2 separate regions of the Homo sapiens genome follow, and region 2 is linked to region 1. Evidence: chromatin loops called from intact Hi-C (ENCODE). Cell type or tissue: tibial artery. All regions are shown on one strand. Region 1 overlaps AUTS2 (activator of transcription and developmental regulator AUTS2). Region 2 overlaps AUTS2 (activator of transcription and developmental regulator AUTS2).

Region 1 (5,000 bases):
ATCCCAGCACTTTGGGAGGCTGAGGCAGGCAGATCACGAGGTGGAGAGATCGAGACCATCCTGGCCAACATGGTGAAACCCTGTCTCTATTACAAACACAAAAATTAGCTGGGTGTGGTGGCGGGCGCCTGTAATCCCAGCTACTTGGAAGGCTGAAACAGGAGAATCGCTTGACCCCGGGAGGCGGAGGTTGCAGTGAGCCGAGATTGCGCCACTGCACTCCAGCCTGGGCGACTGAGCAAGACTCAGTCTCCCAAAACAAAAACCCACCAACATTGTATTGTTCCATTATATGAAATGTCCAGAAAAAGCACATCTAGAGAGATGGAAAATAGGTTCGTGGCTGCCTTGACCTGGGAGTGGTAATGGGGACTAACTGCAAATGGGCATGAGGGATTTTACTGGAATGATGAAAATGTTCTAAAATTGAATTGTGGCAATAGTTACACAACGCTATAAATTTACTAAAAAATCACTGAATTATACACTTAGTACGGGTGAATATTACGGCATGTAGATTATATTTGAATAAAGTTGTTAAAACGAGCTGGTAAGAAACATAAATCTGATTTGAAAAGAAATCAAACACACAAAACAACAAAGCAAAAGAAAACAAAATCTAAAATTAAGCTGCACAGGCATGCACATCTGTGGGTAATGCCCACATAAGACGTCTTTGGATTTCAAACTATCTACAGTGGCTCTCTCTGGCTGTACCTGAATGATTTTTTTTTTTTCTTTTTTTTTGAGACAGAGTCTCGCTCTGTCGCCCAGGCTGGAGTGCAGTGGCATGATCTCAGCTCACTGAAAGCTCCACCTCCCGGGTTCATGCCATTCTCCTGCCTCAGCCTCCCCAGCAGCTGGGACTACAGGTGCCCGCCACCATGCCCGGCTAATTTTTTTGTATTTTTAGTAGAGACGGGGTTTCACTGTGTTAGCCAGGATGGTCTCAATCTCCTGACCTCGTGATCCGCCCATCTTGGCCTCCCAAAGTGCTGGGATTACAGGCATGAGCTACCACGCCTGGCCCTGAATGATTTTTATAATGAACACATATTATATTAAATTTTTTGATTTGTTTTGAGACAGAGTCTCACTCTGTTGCCTAGGCTGGAGTGCAGTGGTGCAATCTCGGCTCACTGCAACCTCCACCTCCCGGGTTCAAGCGATTCTCCTGCCTCAACTTCCCAAGTAGCTGGGATTACAGGCGTGAGCCACTGTGTCTGGCTAATTTTTGTACTTTTAGTAGAGATGGGGTTTTACCATGTTGGCCAGCTTGGTCTGGAAATCCTGACCTCAAGTAATCCACATTCCTCAGCCTCCCAAAGTGCTGGGATTACAGGCATGAGCCACCACACCCAGCTAAAATTTTAAGTTAACTCTGTAGCAGTGTTTTCACTGATCTATATGTAAATTTTAATTTTGTTAATTTTCCAAGCAGATAATGCCCATTCACCACATATATTGTGGCAATGGGAAAACCACTGCCCAAGACACTTGAGATCCCTTACTATCTGTTTTTAGCTTATTGTTATGGGAAATTTCAAACCAATATGAAAGTAAACAAAGTAGTTAAATTAACTCCTGTGCAACCATTTCCAGACTTACACAATGATCAGTCCATGGCCAGTCTTGTTTCATCTCCATGTCTACCCACTCCCCCCACTCCTTCTATGAAGGCTCGGAAGAACTGATGCTTGATGTTCCCATCTTTGCATCCCTATGTCAAGATGCAAAAATGGGAACATAAACGGCTCTGAGACCCTGAGATGTATCAGTAGGGGGAGGGACAGAGGTGACTCCTCTGAATGATCGTCTAGCCAAAAGAGAGTAGCTCCTTCCAGAAGAAAAGGCTTGGCTGAGACAGAAAGGGAGAAAGATCGTGGGAGGTCAAAAAAGACTTTGTCATTCACAGTGGGGCTATGCCTGGTCAAACATGAACGGACCATTTTCTAGGAATAATCTGCTCATCCACAGAAGGGTGAATGAGGTTAACATTCTCAGTGCACTGGAGCACCATCTAAAGCAGGTGGGTGAAGTCATTTACCAAGTGGTCTCTTTGTGCCCTTGAGGAAGTATTCACTTTATATGGGTGAGTGGCTTATGCCTCAGGCCGTTATTTCCTCTTAAACACTCAGTGAACTGGAACAGCAGGGACTTTCTCTCCGAAGAGATGGAACCCTAAAGGGTCCTCTGTCCTTACAGCATGCCCGCAGCCCAGCTGCTTTGCGTCCAAAAGCCATGCCAGAACTTAGGGAACTGCTCTCGGCTTTCCCTTTGACCTGTGCTCTGGTCTGGATGCAGACCATCCCTGGCTGGGTGGCTCTCTTTTAGCATTACAGTGGGACTTTCCCTTTCTTCCAAGCTCTTCCTACCGATGATTTGGACAGTTCTTCTAGACTTGAAATTCAAGGCCTGAATTTCAATTTTGAAATACTGTTTCCCGAATCACTGTCTTGGATGAAAGAGCTAGGATGAAGGAAGGGAAATTTCAGGCCTGTCCAAAGCGAGGCTTCTCAGGATGCTGGATGAGGTCCCCTGGGTCCCTGCTTTTGGAGAGGAGAGTCTGGTCACCAAGTACATAGGTCCCAGGCTCCTTGGATCACGCTCAGTCCCTTCAGTACACAGCATACCTGGAAACAATCTTCAGAACTGAGACCCAGGTAAATAAGCCGTCTTCATGGGAAGGAGAAAACTGTTAACAGCTGCTGTACAGAGCCCCCAGCACACCCCGCAGCCATTCAGATCTCAAGGGAAACCTGCTAAGACTCTAACCTAGATCACTTTATCACACTGAAGCCCCATCTCTGAAATGAAAGTCAGCATGGTCTCCTGGTGGTCAAAGTGGAAACCTTTTATTATCTTGAAAATAAAAAACAACGAAAGACAAATCCTAACTGCAGGCCTGTGTGATTTTGAGAAAGACACTTAGCTTTTCTGGTTCCAACCCTTCCAGTTCTGTCACTGCTCAAGCGGAGGCCTCAATTAAGGTTGGTGGGGCAAAGTGAGATTTGAGGGGATTTATTCCTGATGCCTGTGATGGTCACCAGGAAGAGCTCTGTACTGTCCTGTGTATCATTTCTCGGCCTAACTAGTTGGAATGAATAAACCAAGATCTCCACCTCACTGTCAGCAACAAACAGATTTGTCAGTTTTCACTCTTGTATTTTGGCAGCAAACCTCCTTTAGGTAGTTATTAACTTTTAAATGTAAAAATCAGGCACCAAATCCTAAAGCAGAAAAGACATACATAATTTGGGTTACTTAAAATGCCTCCAAGTGAACAGGTGACAGATGTCAAGCCTCCTGGCACCCGGAAGAAAGGCACTGCAACAGACTATGAGGATTCCTGTGTTAATCAGGTAATAGTAACTTGGGTAATTAGCAAATCACACCAAATCTTGTTTAAGTCCCAAATCTCATTTAGAGCCTTTTGGAGAAACCGTTTAAATACAAAGGACACATTCTCCTTCTGACAGAAGATGCCTGCTTACTGGGGCAGACATCCCAGCTTCCCTGCCTCTATTAAATCCATTTTAATTATGAAGTCTCAAGGTCTAATTCACCAAAGCCTGAAAGAGAGGGTACACATCCCTTTGCTCTTGCTAAGGAATCAAGAAGCCCTAGACTCTGGAATTCAGGTAGACTTCAAAGACTCAACAAGTCCCAGGCAAAGAAAATGGCGATAGTCTTTGCCACTGGCCTACTACAGCACTCCCATACCTGTTAGAAAACTCCTGCCTTTTTACCTTTGCCTATTTTTAATTCACATGTAAGGGATTTAGACAATAAACACCCCTCAACAGGAGGAGGCCCATGGCTCCTGAGCTTGTGAACAATCCAAAGGCATTTTGAAGGCAAGCATGACGGGACAGGCAACAAACTGCAGTCAGGTAGTGGTGGGCCAGCTTAGGCTGGAGCAACAACTTAGGTGTGTGTGTCTGAGTCCCTCTCTCTGCTAGCTTGGCATTTTTAACCTTTTTTTTTTTTTTTTCCCAAGATGGAGTCTCACTCTGTCGCCTAGGCTCAAGTGCAGTGGTGCGATCTCAGCTCAGCACAACCTCTGCCTCCCGGGTTCAAGCGATTCTCGTGCCTCAGCCTCCCGAGTAGCTGGGATTACAGGTGCCCGCCACCACCCCTCCCGAGTAGCTGGGATTATAGGTGCCTGGCTAATTTTTGTATTTTTAGTAGAGACGAGGTTTCACCATCTTGGTCAGGCTGGTCTCAAACTCCTGACCTCAAATGATCCACCCACCTCAGCCTCCCAAAGTGCTGGGGTTACAAGCATTAGCCACCACACCCTTCCTTAAACCATTTTTATAGAGCTCTTTATAATACTCCTCCCTTATTTGGATCTCAAAGTCCATCTAAAACTTTACTGAATTCCAATCCTGTCATCCTGCTCAGAATAGCTCATACTTATATTATATTTCCACAAGACAGTTGGTTTAAGCCTAGGGACTTTTGGGTGTCACTTGTCCATGTTCCTTTTTAGCTAGAGAGTGTCAGAAAAATGATCTAAAGGTCTGTAGCACTGCCACAGTGTCTAGTTGTCTCAGCCCCTTAGTGCTTGGAACTGAATCTATTTTTTTCACTTACTATTTATATCCTCTTACCCAATCACCCAGGCAACATTCTGGAGAAGGGGGAGGTCAGGGAGTTGATGCCATCATTGATATAAGAAGAAAAGAAATCTGAAGTCAGCTTGGGGCACCAGAAGTCAGACAACCTGGATTTAAGACACCTGGCTCAGCTACTCAGTATAACTGTGTGCCTCTGGGCACGTCTCTTCTACTCTTTGAGCCCCATCTGCTAAATGGGAACAAGAATATTTCCCCACTGACTTCATGGGGCTGGTTGATAAATAAAGGAGACAATGAATAGCAGGGGGCTCTGTTAACCATAAAGTTTAACACATAAAGTTTACCCCAGAGGCCTGCTAAGGAGATGAAATGCCATGTAGCTGGCCTGCGCCAGTGCCTGGAAAGAGGACACCCCAC
Region 2 (5,000 bases), 110 kb before region 1:
TTCCAAAGAGAAAATATAAAAGTATGAGAGATAGGGTTATTAATTTTTTTTTGAGACAAGGTCTCACTCTATTGCCCAAGCTGGAGTGCAGTGGCATGATCATAGCTCATGCAGCCTCGAAAGCAATCCTCCTGTCTCAGCCTCCTGAGTAGGTAGGACTGCAGGTGTGTACCACCATGCCTGGTTGATTTTTTATTTTTTTGTAGAGATAGAGTCTTCCTATGTTGCCCAGGCTGGTCTTGAATTCCTGGGCTCAAGTGATCCTCCTCTCTTGACCTCCCAAAGTGCTGGGATTATAGGCATGAGCCACCACACCTGGGCTTGTTAAACTTTTAAACCTCTATTTAAATAAGGGGAGGGGAGGATTGTCATATAAACGATATCAGGAAAGAGTATGTACATTACAAAAAAGAATCTGGATATCAGGCCAGATAAAACATCAACCAATCACCAAAAAACACCACCATTGCCAAGAGTCAAAACAGATCTCAATATCCAAGAGTAAATTAGAGTCTACAATTAGTTTACAATAATCAAAATACACCAATAAAACCATTCTTTTTTTAAAAAAGTAAGACACAGGGTCTTGCTATGTTGCCCAGGCTGAACTCAAACTCCTGGGTTCAAATGATCCTCCTGCCTCAGCCTCTCGAGTAGCTGAGACTACAGGCGCACGCCACCACATCTGGCCAAAACCATTCTTGAAAATTCAGGGCTACCACAATTTTCTATGACTTGGCACATTTTCCAACTGGGGATGTCTCTCTCAGTGTAGTCTTTTACATTTACTTAGGTACTTGATCTTTAGCAGAAATGATGATCTGAGACTTTATACCCATGAACTCCTTGTGTCTAGATAATGTCAATTCTTTTCCCTCTAACTGCCAAGTAAATTCCATTTTTACACTTTAAATGGCATAAATTGTCTAACCCTAAAAAAAAAATGGCAGAAGTACTTTTGCTGGTGTTAAGTAGGACGAATCAAATAGAGAAGAAGGAAGGCAGGGTATTATGCTGTGGCTTAATTCTGTTTAGTAAACACTTTATACTGCAGAGTAATGAAAGACTTCTCAGTATTCATCTCAAAATGAAGGTGGTTTGGTGTATTGGTTACTGCTATTCTCTGTGGATTCCTACTTTGTAAAACATGAGGAGTTGAAGGCAGTCAACTACCACTTAGTCACTCATAAATAAATGGCTCTTGCAGCTTTCCAAATAGACACAGTAATATACATGGGATTAGAGCAACGTGCAACCGTGACGGCGTGTGCAATGTATGATGTGATCATAATCCGGTGATGTCTTCACTGCTTACAGACACATAGAAACATCCCTCACCTTCAAAATGGAGGCGCCAAAGTCTGAGGGCCTTTGGTGTTCAATGTTGGGGTATTCTTTTTCTGTGCATTTCTGTGCGTGTGTTTGCCAGTGTTTTCTGGGATCCAGATGACCAGCCCCAGTTCCAAATACTTCTGAATTCAGTGAAAACTTTCCCTACCTTTTATCTCACTATTTTGCCTATAAATCCTCCCTTCAGCTAAATCAACATACAGATGGTCCCTAACTTCCGATGGCTCAGCTTACGATTTTTCGACTTTATGCTGGTATGAAAGCAATATGCACTCAGTAGAAACTGCACTTCAGGTACCCATACAACCATCTTGTTTTTCACTTTCAGTACAGTATTCAATAAATTACATGAGATCCTCAACACTTTATTATGAAACAGGCTTATGTTAGTTGATTCTGCCCGATGGTAGGCTAATGTAAGTGTTTTGAGCGTGTTTAAGGGGGGCTGGGCTAAGCTACAATGCTCAGTAGGTTAAGTGTATTAAATGCATTTTTGACTTAAAATATTTTCCACGTATGAAGGGTTTATCGGGATGTAACCCCAATGTAAGTTAAGGAACACCTGTACAGAAGTCGCCTCACAAAACCCTGGGTTTCCCAGTTTCGTGAGTTTGCTACAGTAAATGAGGCTGAGCACCAGAGAGGGGGCAGGCTATGAAGCCACATTACCTGGGTCCAGCTTTACCATTTACTAACTCTAGGGCACTGGGTACCTTATTTAACTTCTTTGTATGTCATGATCCTTATCTATATAGCGGAAATAATGAGAAGACAATAATCCCATCTCATAATAGCTTTTGTGAGGATGAAATAAGTTAAGACATGTAAAGTGCTTAGAACTTTATCTCAAACAGCAAGTGCTCAATAACTGTAGTTGATCATTACTCATATCAGCAAGTGCTCATAACTGTAATGTTGATCATTACTATCAACATTATCTTCATCCCATTCGGACTTCCTCCTCCTTCCTCTCTGTCCATTGAAATCATTCTCTTGGGCCTCAGCCATGCCCTCAACGTGATCCTTTCTTCCCCTGATTTGAACTCTGGTCATCAATCAATTAGTTGGCACTATTAATTTATGTCTAACTGTCATGGGTACAGGAACAGTTTTTTCATCTAGCCTGGAAACTTCTTGAGACAAGGGTGTAGATGTGTTTGCTTTGCGTGTAAAATGAATCTGATAAAATTGACAGTTAATGGTCACAGAAGTTCACTGGAGATATGTAGAGGTAAATGTATGTACTTCTCAATTTTAAACAACATTCTTGGTAGCAATCAACGAGATACTAGTTTCAAGTGAAATGCACAATTGTTGTATGTCTGACTTCACACATTTGAAAGTAAAAATAATTCCAGGAAGAAAGCTGAGTGGGGATGAGAGTCACAGTAAGAGAAAAGAGATTCTAGTTCTAGATCTGCTCTTGACCAGCTCACATTCTTTGACATTCAGAGAGATTAAACCACATGCCTGATTCCTAAGTGCTAAGTCAGAATCAGTGACTTTAAGGTCCCAGACAGACCCTGTTGGTTGCCCAGGCAAGAGCCCTCAAGTTCACTGAACCCAGGTTTTGTTCAGGTACTGCATGGCGCCATGCTGTGGGCAGGTGGTCTTCCCCTGTTACAGGAGGCTCAGGCCACCCTTGGCAATCCCATTATTCTTGGACGGTGACTGTTTTAGGAGACGGTATGTAACCCAGTTCTGGCCAGTGAAACCTGAGGGGAAGTTTGCTATGGGGTCTCTAGAAAAGAATTTCCTCCTGATAAAAAGAGGTACGTGAGGAAGAACACCTTTCCTTCCTGTCTGTGAGTGTGGCTTCCTGAGGAAATAGTGTCTGATAACTATGGCGGCCATCTTGAAATCATGAGGAGAAAGCTAAGAGAATGGCAGAGAAGCCAATCCGTGCCCCAAAATACTTAACCAGTCCCATTTAGAAACACTACTCACACCCGCCCCCCTGCCATGGTTGAAGCCATTTTGTTCTGTTACTTGTGGCTGGAATGTCTTGGCTGTCCACATTCTAAGAACCCAAGCACCACATGATTGAGGCCCATTGTTAAGCTACAAGGAAATGTGGCACACAGATCATCTCTGCTGACCTACAAAATCACCACTGGGGCCGGGTGCGGTGGCTCACGCCTATAATCCCAGCACTTTGGACACCGAGGCGGGTGAATCACGAGGTCCAGAATTCAAGACCAGCCTGGCCAACATGGTGAAGGCCCATCTCTACTAAAAATACAAAAAATTAGCTGGGCATGGTGGTGGGCACCTGTAATCCTGGCTGCTTGGGAGGCTGAGGCAAGAAAATCGTTTGAACCCAGGAGGCAGAGGCTGCAGCAAGCCAAGATCGCACTACTGCACTCCAGCCCGGGTGACAGTGCGAGACTCCGTCTCAAAAAATAAATAAATAAATAAATAAATAAATAAATAAATAAATAAAATAAATCACCACTGGGACACTCTGAGATTAAATCCTGACCCCCATGTCCCACCACTTATGTTTCTATTAACCATTGTTTATTCATCTTACTTTTTTATTTTTTTTGAGACAGGGTCTCACTCTGCCAGGCCAGAGTGCAGGGGCATGATCTTGGCTCATTGCCACCTCCACCTCCTGCGGTCCAGTAATCCTTCCACCTCAAACACCCAAGTAGCTGAGACCACAGACATGCTCCATGGGGTTTCGTGATGTTGCCCAGGCTGGTCTCAAACTTCTAATCTAAAGGTCTCAAACTTCTAATCTAAAGGTCTCAAACTTCTGAGCTAAAGCAATCCACCTGCCTCAGCCTCCAAAGTGCTGGGATTACAGGCATGAGCCACCATATCCAGCCTATTCTTCTTATTTTGACATGTCAGCTTCTTTCCGTAAGCTGAGGTTGACATATATAATCAGAGACTTAGGTCAATAGGAAAAGGCATTCCCTAATTTCAAAACAGATCTAAACTCTCTAATTTCCTCAAAAGAGATCTCCTAATCTTTCATCTACTGGGATTATTTTAATAAACTCATTTTAGCACCCTGTTACTATGAACTCTTAACAAAGGTTCCTTCCAGGGCTGGGCGCGGTGGCTCATATCTGTAATCTCAGCATTTTAGGAGGCCAAGGCAGGCAGATCATTTGAGGTAAGGAGTTCGAGACCAGCTTGGCCAACATGGTGAAGCCCTGTCTCTACCAAAAATTTAAAAAAAAATTAGCTGAGCGTGGTAGTGCATGCCTGCAATCCCAGCTACTTGGGAGGCTGAGACAGGAGAATTGCTTGAAAGGGGGAGGCGGAGGTCGCAGTGAGCCAAGATTACGCCACTGCACTCCAGCCTGGGTGACAAAGTGAGACTGTCTCAAAAAACAAAACGAAACAAAACAAAAAACCAAAAACCAAAACAAATTCTGTTTTGTTTTTATATCGTGTTTCTACATCTAAACATGCTACTAGGTTGTGCTTCATGATATGAATGTATAAATTCAAGATCATGAAACTCTCATTGGTGCAGACATATACAACACAGAACTGCAAACTCACCACAGATGCTCCCACGCCTGTCCCTGAAAGCACCATGGCAAGCCTCAGCCCATTCCTCTCCCTCGTGCTGCAGATGAGAAAGCTGAAGTCCAGAGGCGTGAAAGGTGTTGGTGAAGGTGACTCAGTGA

Evidence for each region. Peaks named below come from ENCODE experiments on the same cell type or tissue, not always from the same donor. Only the 100,000 strongest peaks of a DNase experiment are listed, where the experiment ranks them.
Region 2: a loop joins it to region 1, with 30 times the contacts of the local background. A loop is called at or near these places in 2 of 110 quality-filtered maps.

What each region holds. Positions count from the first base shown.
Region 1 is chr7:70,542,526-70,547,525 of GRCh38, reverse strand. The region is part of intron 5 of AUTS2 (activator of transcription and developmental regulator AUTS2); the gene reads right to left. Among named protein-coding and RNA genes, the nearest start is that of GALNT17, 590 kb to the left of the region's middle. In tibial artery, no CTCF peak of the experiment used is centred here; no DNase peak of the experiment used is centred here; H3K27ac peaks cover 560 bases.
Region 2 is chr7:70,648,294-70,653,293 of GRCh38, reverse strand. The region is part of intron 5 of AUTS2 (activator of transcription and developmental regulator AUTS2); the gene reads right to left. Among named protein-coding and RNA genes, the nearest start is that of GALNT17, 480 kb to the left of the region's middle. RefSeq lists an enhancer at 4,789-4,838. In tibial artery, no CTCF peak of the experiment used is centred here; no DNase peak of the experiment used is centred here.